Linked DNA regions of Homo sapiens: region 2 is linked to region 1. Evidence: read pairs that join two places in POLR2A ChIA-PET (ENCODE). Cell type or tissue: GM12878. All regions are shown on one strand. Each heading gives the region's core, and the rest is flanking DNA. Links, peaks and the distances in the headings are about the cores only.

The links. ChIA-PET counts read pairs that join two places held together with the same protein. Peaks named below come from ENCODE experiments on the same cell type or tissue, not always from the same donor. Only the 100,000 strongest peaks of a DNase experiment are listed, where the experiment ranks them.
Region 2: POLR2A ChIA-PET joins it to region 1 with 8 read pairs; 9 of 35 experiments call an interaction of 5 or more read pairs at or near these places.

What each region holds. Positions count from the first base shown.
Region 1 is chr5:150,398,050-150,402,177 of GRCh38, reverse strand. It overlaps TCOF1 (treacle ribosome biogenesis factor 1), which reads right to left. Exons shown (of 27, transcript NM_001371623.1): 25 at 3,727-3,824; 26 at 3,108-3,156; 27 at 1,885-2,368. The coding sequence ends at 3,130. It overlaps CD74 (CD74 molecule), which reads left to right. Exons shown (of 9, transcript NM_001025159.3): 9 at 1-539. Among named protein-coding and RNA genes, the nearest start is that of CD74, 13 kb to the left of the region's middle. RefSeq lists enhancers at 60-329, 1,890-1,969, 2,040-2,129, 2,690-2,759, 3,040-3,199 and 1 more. In GM12878, for the core only: no CTCF peak of the experiment used is centred there; no DNase peak of the experiment used is centred there.
Region 2 is chr5:150,475,027-150,480,432 of GRCh38, reverse strand. NDST1-AS1 (NDST1 antisense RNA 1) reads left to right here. Exons shown (of 3, transcript NR_105061.1): 3 at 4,674-4,917. Among named protein-coding and RNA genes, the nearest start is that of NDST1-AS1, 8.3 kb to the left of the region's middle. RefSeq lists a cis regulatory region at 3,528 and an enhancer at 3,444-3,613. In GM12878, for the core only: no CTCF peak of the experiment used is centred there; a DNase peak (open chromatin) is centred at 2,852; H3K4me3 peaks cover 307 bases; H3K27ac peaks cover 1,385 bases.

The sequences.
Region 1 (4,128 bases), core at 27-2,526:
TTCAGCCCCCAGCCCCTCCCCCATCTCCCACCCTGTACCTCATCCCATGAGACCCTGGTGCCTGGCTCTTTCGTCACCCTTGGACAAGACAAACCAAGTCGGAACAGCAGATAACAATGCAGCAAGGCCCTGCTGCCCAATCTCCATCTGTCAACAGGGGCGTGAGGTCCCAGGAAGTGGCCAAAAGCTAGACAGATCCCCGTTCCTGACATCACAGCAGCCTCCAACACAAGGCTCCAAGACCTAGGCTCATGGACGAGATGGGAAGGCACAGGGAGAAGGGATAACCCTACACCCAGACCCCAGGCTGGACATGCTGACTGTCCTCTCCCCTCCAGCCTTTGGCCTTGGCTTTTCTAGCCTATTTACCTGCAGGCTGAGCCACTCTCTTCCCTTTCCCCAGCATCACTCCCCAAGGAAGAGCCAATGTTTTCCACCCATAATCCTTTCTGCCGACCCCTAGTTCCCTCTGCTCAGCCAAGCTTGTTATCAGCTTTCAGGGCCATGGTTCACATTAGAATAAAAGGTAGTAATTAGAACACTCTGGCTCCTGGCTCTTCTGTTGAGATCCAGTTCATTTATCCTAAAGAGGTAACTAAAGACGCTAAATCCAGTCACTGAGGTGGGAGAACGCAGCCCAAGTAACCCACAGAGATGCCTGCGGGGCCAGGCAGGCCTGGGGGGGGGCTTGTAGTCTTTGGACACAGACATACTTGATTACATGTTTAACACACACGAACACTCTACTTCCAAAAAGAAATAGGCTCTTGCCTAGTTTAAGCACAAGCTCTTCTTGGTACAGCTTTCATTTTCCTATGTCCCCAATTTCATTTCTATACTAAGAACAGTGTGAATGTGATGACAGATGGCAACCGACATAGGGCCTCCGTGTCAGGATGGACAGGAAGTAGGGGACTGTGGAGAACTGGGTGCCCATGCCTTACCTAAGGGGCTGACTGCTACTCAGCTCTATCTGGTTGCTGCCAGGAGGAAGCACAGCCCCCGTTGCCAGATGTTATCTTTTTAAGAGGAGCCAGAAATCAAGAACTGCAGTGAAATCACCCCATTTTTAAGTTTAAAGTCTTGCTGTGGGTCAACAAGGCCCAATGAGGACACTACTCTGTAGTTCTGTTCTAGAGCAACATGCTTGAGAGGAGAGAGGCCAGATGGTGGAGGGTCTGGCCCCGGGCCCCGAGTCAAGGGTGCAGCTGGATGCCAACCTGGGTCTCCGACACCTCCAGCCATGCATTCCTTTTCTGCACTGCCTCTGGCTGTTTCCAGCATGAGGCTAAAAGCTCTGGAGACCATCTCCAGGACCCCTGGTGTTCCACATGGCTCTGGGCCCAGGGAAGTGGGCTTCTGCATTTCCAGGCTGGAGCAGCAGACCACCTCCTTTGCTATCCCTCCCCTCCCTCAGTCCACACCCAAGACATCATCCTGTCTTTCATGTTCATCCACTTCTTGCCCTCACCACCACAGAACCATGGTGAGCTCGATTTGAGGGGCAACTCACTTCCGATTTTCCTAGACCTGCTGTGCCTGCCACAGCTGTTCACCAGGCACCTCCAGGGAGCCTGCCCCTAGCTCGAGGCCTAACTCGAGGATTCTCAGCCCCTTCCATTTCTTGTCTTTGGGTATTTACATGACTTACTCTGGCAACAGGAAATCAACCATGACCATCCTTTAGTTCCATCCTTTAGTTTAGATGCCACCTCATCCAGGAAGCCTTCCCCACCAATTCGGCACTCAGGCACTTCACTGCTCACTGCCTGTCCCACTAACCACGGTCACCCATAGCCTCAACATGCAGGCAAGAGGGAATCCCGAGTGTCGGCGAGACAGTCCCTTCCAAGAAACATGTGCCCCAGATGCACTGGGAGCTTGCACCCTTCCTCCAAGTCTTTTATTTTTTTTTTGAGTTATTAAAAAAAAAACAAAAAACACAACCAAAAGAACTGACGAGAGGAAGACAAAGCCTCGGGATCAGCCAGAGACCGAGCGGCACGGGATGAGGCACAGGTCAGGCCTAGCTGGATCTGTGGAGCAAGGTGGTGGGAAGTCCCGAGGCCTTTGGGCATGTGGGGTCTGTGGAAGGAGAGGAGGTCACTTAAAAAAATACATATACTGTACACATCTATATGAAGCGTCCTGTGTTGGGGGAGTGGGGTGAGGTCATGGGAGCTGGTCCACTTTCTCCTTGGACCAGCCTCCCCGCAGGCTCACTGGCTTGGCCAGCACAGGGACCCCTGAAGCTGGCTGTCTTCTTCTGTGGAGCGAGGGAAGGTAACAGTTTAGTTCCAACCCATGGTGGGCAGAGGTCGGTGGAGGTCAGAGGCATGGGGATGGCCACTGCTCGGCTAGGAAATCCCTAGGGGAAGGAAACACATGCAGATGTCAAATTTCCTGACCCTTTTCCCCTGCAAGGAAAATGAAATCTGGCATCTCCAATGCAGGGGGGAGGCATTAACCACAGTGGACATTTTTTAGCACTTGGAATGTTCTGAGAACTGGGCTGAGTCCTTTAGTGTTTAGTTTAGCTTCACATAAGCCTCACCACTGGCCCAGGAGGCGGGCTCTGCATCACCCCCATTTACAGGAGGCTGGGTGACCACAGGGCCAGCAGAGCCAGGTGGAGCAGCTAACTGTCACCACCACTTGGCAGGGCCTGTCCTCCATAGGGAAGCATAGATCCATGGTGATAGCTCATCTTGAGTAAACCATCTTCCTTCCCAAAAGGAAATGCCCCCAAGTTACAGGATCATGAGGAAAATGAACCGCTCACAAGTGAAGGAGGAACCAAGCTGTATCCGACCTCACCTACAAACAGGCTCCATCCCAGGGCACACCCCCTAAAGCATGCACAACCCCTGCACCCAGGTGCACTCGGTGTCACCACTGCCATTACTGTTCTGGATCCTTCTGATGCTGCAGTGCCAGCTCCTGATGTCACCCCAGTGGCCCCATGGACCCTTGGCAACAGAACCTCTTTCCCCAGCCTCCTTTCCCCTTAGAGCCCACCTATCAGGTCTGCCTGGCTCTCTGGGACCACAGGGGACACCAGAGCTGTCCTCCCACCCTGAATGCTCAGGAATGATTGGGAAGCGTACCTGTGCCTGGTGCTGGTGCTCGTCATACAGTCTGCTCTGCTGTCTTCTTCTGTGAGGAGGGAAGTACGAGAGGCTCTCAGACCTGCAGCTTTTCCCCACCCACTGCTGCCCCCACCTCCTGAGGACTAGTGAATTCCCCTAGAATAGATACTGGGTCTGCAGCGACCTCCAAGGGCAGAGGCAAACAGATGTTCAGCTCTCCTAAATACAGCTGAGGCCCTGCTGGCCAAGGTGAGAACTTCATCTGTGTCTGAGGTGCTAAGGCCCCGCGCCGTGAGGACAGCTGTTGTTCAGGGCTAGCCTGCCAGCTGGGGCACACGCAGCCCAGGCAACGTTTCCTTTCACCTGGAAACCTGCCACAGTCTACCTGGTTTCCCTGTGCTGGGGGGAGTCTCTCCTTCCTTCCCCAACACCCTTCTACCTCCGGCAGGCCACTTCTACGGCTTCCATGTGCTCAGGGAACATGCCCTGCCAGCCTCTTCCCTGGTGTGTCACAACCCCTGACGCCCCCGACTGGGCCCCGAAAATGGGAAGGGGGCAGGAACCAGGTCTGGGTGTGTAGGAGGGGGCTTGGGTTTGGGTCTGTTTTCTGGCCTGAGACACCCCAGGAACTCTCTACCTTTTTCTTCTTTTTCTTCTGGGACGGTGACTCAGAATCTTTGGTTGAGGCCTTTTTTGCTTTCTTCTTCTTTTCTTTTTTTTCTTTGTCTTTTTTTCCTAAGGGAAGTAAAGTAAAGTTCCTGAACAACAGATGGTAATCCTAAGTGCTGGGGTCAATGTTGGGAGGTGCACAGGGCAGGGCTCCCAGCTTTCCCCACACCACCAGAAGCCATCACAACAGGCCAGCAGGGCGGGGCGTGGAGGTTCATTCCTGCAATCCCAGCACTTTGGGAGGCTGAGGCGGGTGGATTGCTTAAGCCCAGGAGTTCAAGACCAGCTTGGGCAACATAGTGAGACCTGTCTCTACAAAAAATACAAAAATTAGCTGGGGATGGTGGTGCACGCCTGTGGTCCCAGCTAT
Region 2 (5,406 bases), core at 1,342-3,841, 77 kb before region 1:
GTATGCAAAGAATTGCTATATTTTTTAGAGAATAATGACCCAAAAAAAGTCTGCACATGTTCAATACAGACAATTTTTTAAAATATGTTTTCGATCCATGGTCGGTCGAATCCACAGATTCAGAATCTGTGGGTATAGAGGGTTGACTGTTTAAATGTTAGATGAATGATTCATTGTGATCCTTTAGGTCTGAGATTTTTTTTTTTCTTTTTTTCTTTTTTCTTTTTTTCCTGCAGGCTGGAGTGCAGTGGTGTGATCACGGCTCCCTGCAGCCTTGACCTTCCAGGCTCAAGCAATCCTCCCACCTCAGCCTCCCAAGTAGCTCGGACTTCAGGCATATGCCACCAAGCCCAGCTAATTTTTAATTTTTTATAGAGACAGAGTTTCACCATGTTGCCCAGGCTGGTCTTGAACTCCTGAGCTCAAGCAATCTGCCTGTCTCTGCCTGCCTCGGCCTCCTAAAGTGCTGGGATTACCAGCCTTTTTTTTTTTTTTTTTTTTTTTTAAATGTGTCAGGCTCTCGCTGTGTCATCTGGGCTGAAGTACGGTGAGCAAGATCACAGCTTGCTGCAGCCTCAAACTCTTGCACTCAAGCAATCCTCCCATCTCAGCATCTCTAGTATCTGGGACCACAGGTACATGCCACCATCCCCAGCTATAAGTCTCCAATTAAACTTAATTTCCTCCTGGGCTTTTCCTCAGACCCTAATCCAAACCAGGCTTCCTGTATACACTTCACATCTCCCTCTTTATCACCCTCGTAGTTACCTGTCAGCTGCCACTCTCTCCCTCTAGATTGTGAGCTCCATGTGGGCAGGACTGTGTGTGTCTCAGACGCCCTGAGCCCCAGTGCCCCAAACAGCACCAGGCACATTGTAGGCAACCAGCACATACTTGCTGAATAAACAGATGAAATGAAAGTTCACAGGTTCATTATGAAACAGAGGACACTGTCTACCTAACAAAATGCCCATCAATGGTACTTCACTCTTCATTCAACAATTATTAGTGCCTCTTCTATAGTCTTCCTCACACCATCCTGGTGGCAGAAGGGAAATAGGGAGACACAGAGATGAATAAGATAGATGTGGTTCCTGTCCTCAAAGACTATACGGTCCACTGTGAGAAAGTGCCGTAATGCATAGGAAGATACAACGCAGTGTAACCACGTTGTTTTAGTCTGTAACAATTTTGTTTCCTAGGAGGCTGGGGCTGGTCTTTGGAACAATGAAAGTGAAAAGTAACTGAAAACAAACACTGTTGCCTACTTCAGCCAGCACCACCAGTTCCCAGCAAGCTACTTTTCTGTCTCTCTCCCTCCCTCCCTCCCTTCTTCCTTTCTTTCTTTTTTTAACAGGGTCTTGTTCTGTGGCCAAGGTTGGAGTGCAGTGGTGTGATCATGGCCCACTGCAGCCTGGACCTCCCAGGCTCAAGCAATCCTCCCACATCAGCCACCTGAGTAGCTGGAATTACAGGCACGTGCCACCTAATTTAAAAAGAAAAATTTTGCAGAGGCTGGGCACAGTGGCTGAGCTGAGGCAGGAGGATCACTTGAGCCCAGGAGTTCAAGACCAGCCTGGGTAACATAGGGAGATCCCGTCTCTACATACATACATACTCTAGGCATAGTGTTGTGCGCCTGTGGTCCCAGGTACTTGAGAGGCTGAGGTAGGAGGATCACTTGAGCCTGGAAGATCGAGGCTGCAGTGAGCCATGATGACATCACTGCACTCTAGCCTGGGTAACAGGGTGAGACCTTGTCTCTTAAAAAAAAAAGAATTGCCGGGTGCAGTGTCTAATGCCTATAATCCCAGAACTTTGGGAGGCCAAGGCGGGCGGATCACCTGAGGTCAGGAGTTCAAGACCAGCCTGGCCAACATGGTGAAACCTGGTCTCTACTAAAAATACAAAAATTAGCCAGGCATGGTGACGCACGTATGTAATCCCAGCTACTCGGGAGGCTGAGGCAAGAGAATCGCTTGAACCTGGGAGGCAGAGGTTGCGGTGAGCCGAGATTGCGCCACTGCACTCCAGCCTGGGTGACAGAGCAAGACTCCATCCGTTTCAAAAAAAAAAAAAAAAGTCCAGGCGCGGTGGCTCACGCCTGTAATCCCAGCTCTTTGGGAGGCCGAGGCGGGTGAATCACGAGGTCAGGAGTTCGAGACCAGCCTGGCCAACATGGTGAAACCCCATCTCTATTAAAAATACAAAAAAAAAAATTAGCCGGGCATGGTGGCGGGTGCCTGTAATCCCAGCTACTTGGGAGGCTGACGCAGGAGAATCGCTTGAACCTGGGAGGCGGAGGTTGCAGTGAGCTGAATTCACGCCACTGCACTCCAGCCTGGGCAACAAGAGCGAAACTCTGTCTCAAAAAAAAAAAAAAAAATTGTAGATACAGGGTCTCCCTATGTTGCCCAGGCTGGTCTTGAGCTCCCCAGCTCAAGTGATCCTCCCACCTTGGCCTCCCAAAGTGCTGAGATTATAGGCGTGAGCCACCACACCCGGCCAGTGCTGTCTTTAGAGCAGGAAGAGTAAGTCCTGTCCCAAGGGCATCCAGGCCACCACCTTTTTCTCTGCCTGGAAACCTATTTAGCCTTCAAGGTCCCACTTAAGTAGCGCTTGGTCCAGGAAACCTTCTTGCTCCTGCTAGAGGTCTGTATGGGCCCCAGTCACAGCTCTAGTGATTTTCTGGGAATATAGCAGGATTTGTCAAGGACAATCCAAATTTCATGTCATTTGCTTCTTTAAAAAAAAGAAAAGGTGATTCAATGAATGTGTAACTACATGTGATTTCATGTTTGGACTTCAGTGGAGGCAGAAAATAGCCTCTGTCAGACCACGTGACCTGATTTGTGGTTTGGAGAACATGGTCACCATAATTACAGCATTGACCACATGCTGTAACAGTTTCCTCTCTCTTTCCCTCCGCCCCCCACTGCGCCCTCCCTCCCCCAACACACACACACACACACACACACACACACACACACACACACACTGAACTTTTCAAGTGCTAGGACTGTTTTCCTCCTGGCAGACCTTGATATCTGTTAAACAAACAGCAGAGAAAATCTGTAAAATGGGAAGGCTATCCCTGCTTCAGCCATACAATGGATATAAAATGTAGAAACCGAAGACTGATATAGGGGATGTGGGTAATTCACAGCAATTAATTACTGACTCTGATGCATGCCACCTGCTTTCTTGTATCTGTTACTTCAGCAGCCCAGAGAGGTACAGCAACTTCCCCCAGGTCACACAGACAGGGGTGGCAGAAGACGTTTGGAATCCGGGTCCATCCAACTAAAAGATGCAATTATTGTCACCACTCACACTACCTCCCAGTACCTAGGGGCCATAAGCCCCCAAATTCACCAAGACCACCTGGGCTCTGTGCCTCCTTCCCTCACTTCCACGGGATTCCCTCGTGCCCTTTCCTTCTACACACCACTTTCATCAGTGCCACTGCTGTTTGAAGAGCACTTCCAGTGGGTTCCCAAAGAAGTCCTGTCTTGGGGTCCAGGTTTCCTGTTTCAGGCAGAGCCTAAAGATGCATGTTGTGCCTTCCCAGACCTTCATCCCTCACTCCTGTGTGCTGCTAGCACAATCCATTTCACATGTAGTACTTTCCTCCTGGTTTTGGTTTTGTTTTGTTTTGTTTTTTGTGACGGAGTTTCGCTCGTGTTGCCCAGGCTGGAGTGTAGTGGCGCGATCTCAGCTCACTGCAACCTCTGTCTCCCAGGTTCAAGCAATTATCCTGCCTCAGCCTCCTGAGTAGCTGGGATTATAGGCACCCACCACCACGCCCAACTAATTTTGTTTGTTTGTTTGTTTTTTGTTGTTTGTTTGGTAGAGATGGGGGTTTCACCATGTTGGCCAGGCTGGTCTCAAACTCCTGACCTCAGGTGATCTGCCACCCTTGACCTCCCAAAGTGCTGGGATTACAGGCGTGAGCCACAGCACCTGGCCAGAAAGTACTTTCTAAAAACCAGGAAGAAGCCAGGCAAGGTGGCTCACGCCTGTAATCCCAGCACTTTGGGAGGCCGAGGCAGGTGGATCATGAGGTCAGGAGTTCAAGATCAGCCTGACCAATATGGGGAAACCCCGTCTCTACTAAAAATACAAAAATTAACTGGGCATGGTGGCATGCGCCTGTAGTCCCAGCTACTTGGGAGGCTGAGGCAGGAGAATTGCTTGAACCCGGAAGGCGGAGGTTGCAGTGAGCCAAGATTGCGCCACTGCACTCCAGCCTGGGCGACAGAGTGAGACCCCATCTCAAAAAAAAAAAAAAAAGAAAGAAAGAAAGAGAGAGAGAGGAAGGAAGGAAGGAGGAAGGAAGGAAGGAAGGGAGGGAGGGAGGGAGGGAGGGAGGGAAGGAGACCATCCTGGCTAACCTCATGAAACCCTGTCTCTACTAAAAATACAAAAAATTAGCTGGGCGTGGTGGCGGGTGCCTGTAGTCCCAGCTGCTGGGGAGGCTGAGACAGGAGAATGGCGTGAGCCCAGGAGGCAGAGCTTGCAGTGAGCTGAGATCACGTCACTGCACTCCAGCCTGGGCAACAGAGCGAGACTCCGTCCCCCCACCGCCCCCCCGCCAAAAAAAAAAAAACAGAAAGAAAGAAAGAACAAATGAACTTTCTCATTCTGTACACCAATTCCTTGGTGCCCCACAGCAGCCCTGAGAGGTAGACACAGCGGAGATTTTTTTCACCCGCATTGTACAGAAGAGAAAATGAAGCTTTGCCCAACCTGCAGGAGATCCCCTCACCTTGCAAAAGAGCCAAGCTGTGGGATCTTCAGTCCCTGGACCATTTAGCTTGACTAAGAGAACAGGAATGGAGGCCAAAAGATCTACAAAATGCTCACACAGAGAAGATGACAGCTTCTACAAATAAATGTCAATCAGTTCATTTCCCCTTTTACTGTGTTCATTGTAATGCACCAATTACAACCTGACAAAAGTAAAACACTGCCAAGCACAAGTGGTCTTTAGATGACCCTTATCATCTAGAGGCTCAAAGTCCCTTGAGGATAAGGCCTGGTCCAGGGCCCAGGGCTGAGTCCAGGCCTGGCGAGCAGAGTGCTAGGCTCAGGTGCCGTCAGGGCGGTAGGTGTGAAGGGCCGTCCAGGGATTGTTCCTTCCCATCCTCTCAGCTGCTGGTCAGAGGGGCTCTGCCCTGGACTTGCCCTCACCACAGGCCATTTCTCATCCACTCCTCCACCATCTGACCTCCTCATTCTGCGATTCTGATTCTCTTCATTTTAGAACTAACACTTTTGACATCATTCAAACCAAAACATTAGATTAACCCCCAGAAGAGGGGAGAGGTTCAAACGGACACTGAAAGGTTAAGTGGCTGACTCAGGATCCCAGTGTCTGCACAGCAGAATCCAAAAATGCTCCCA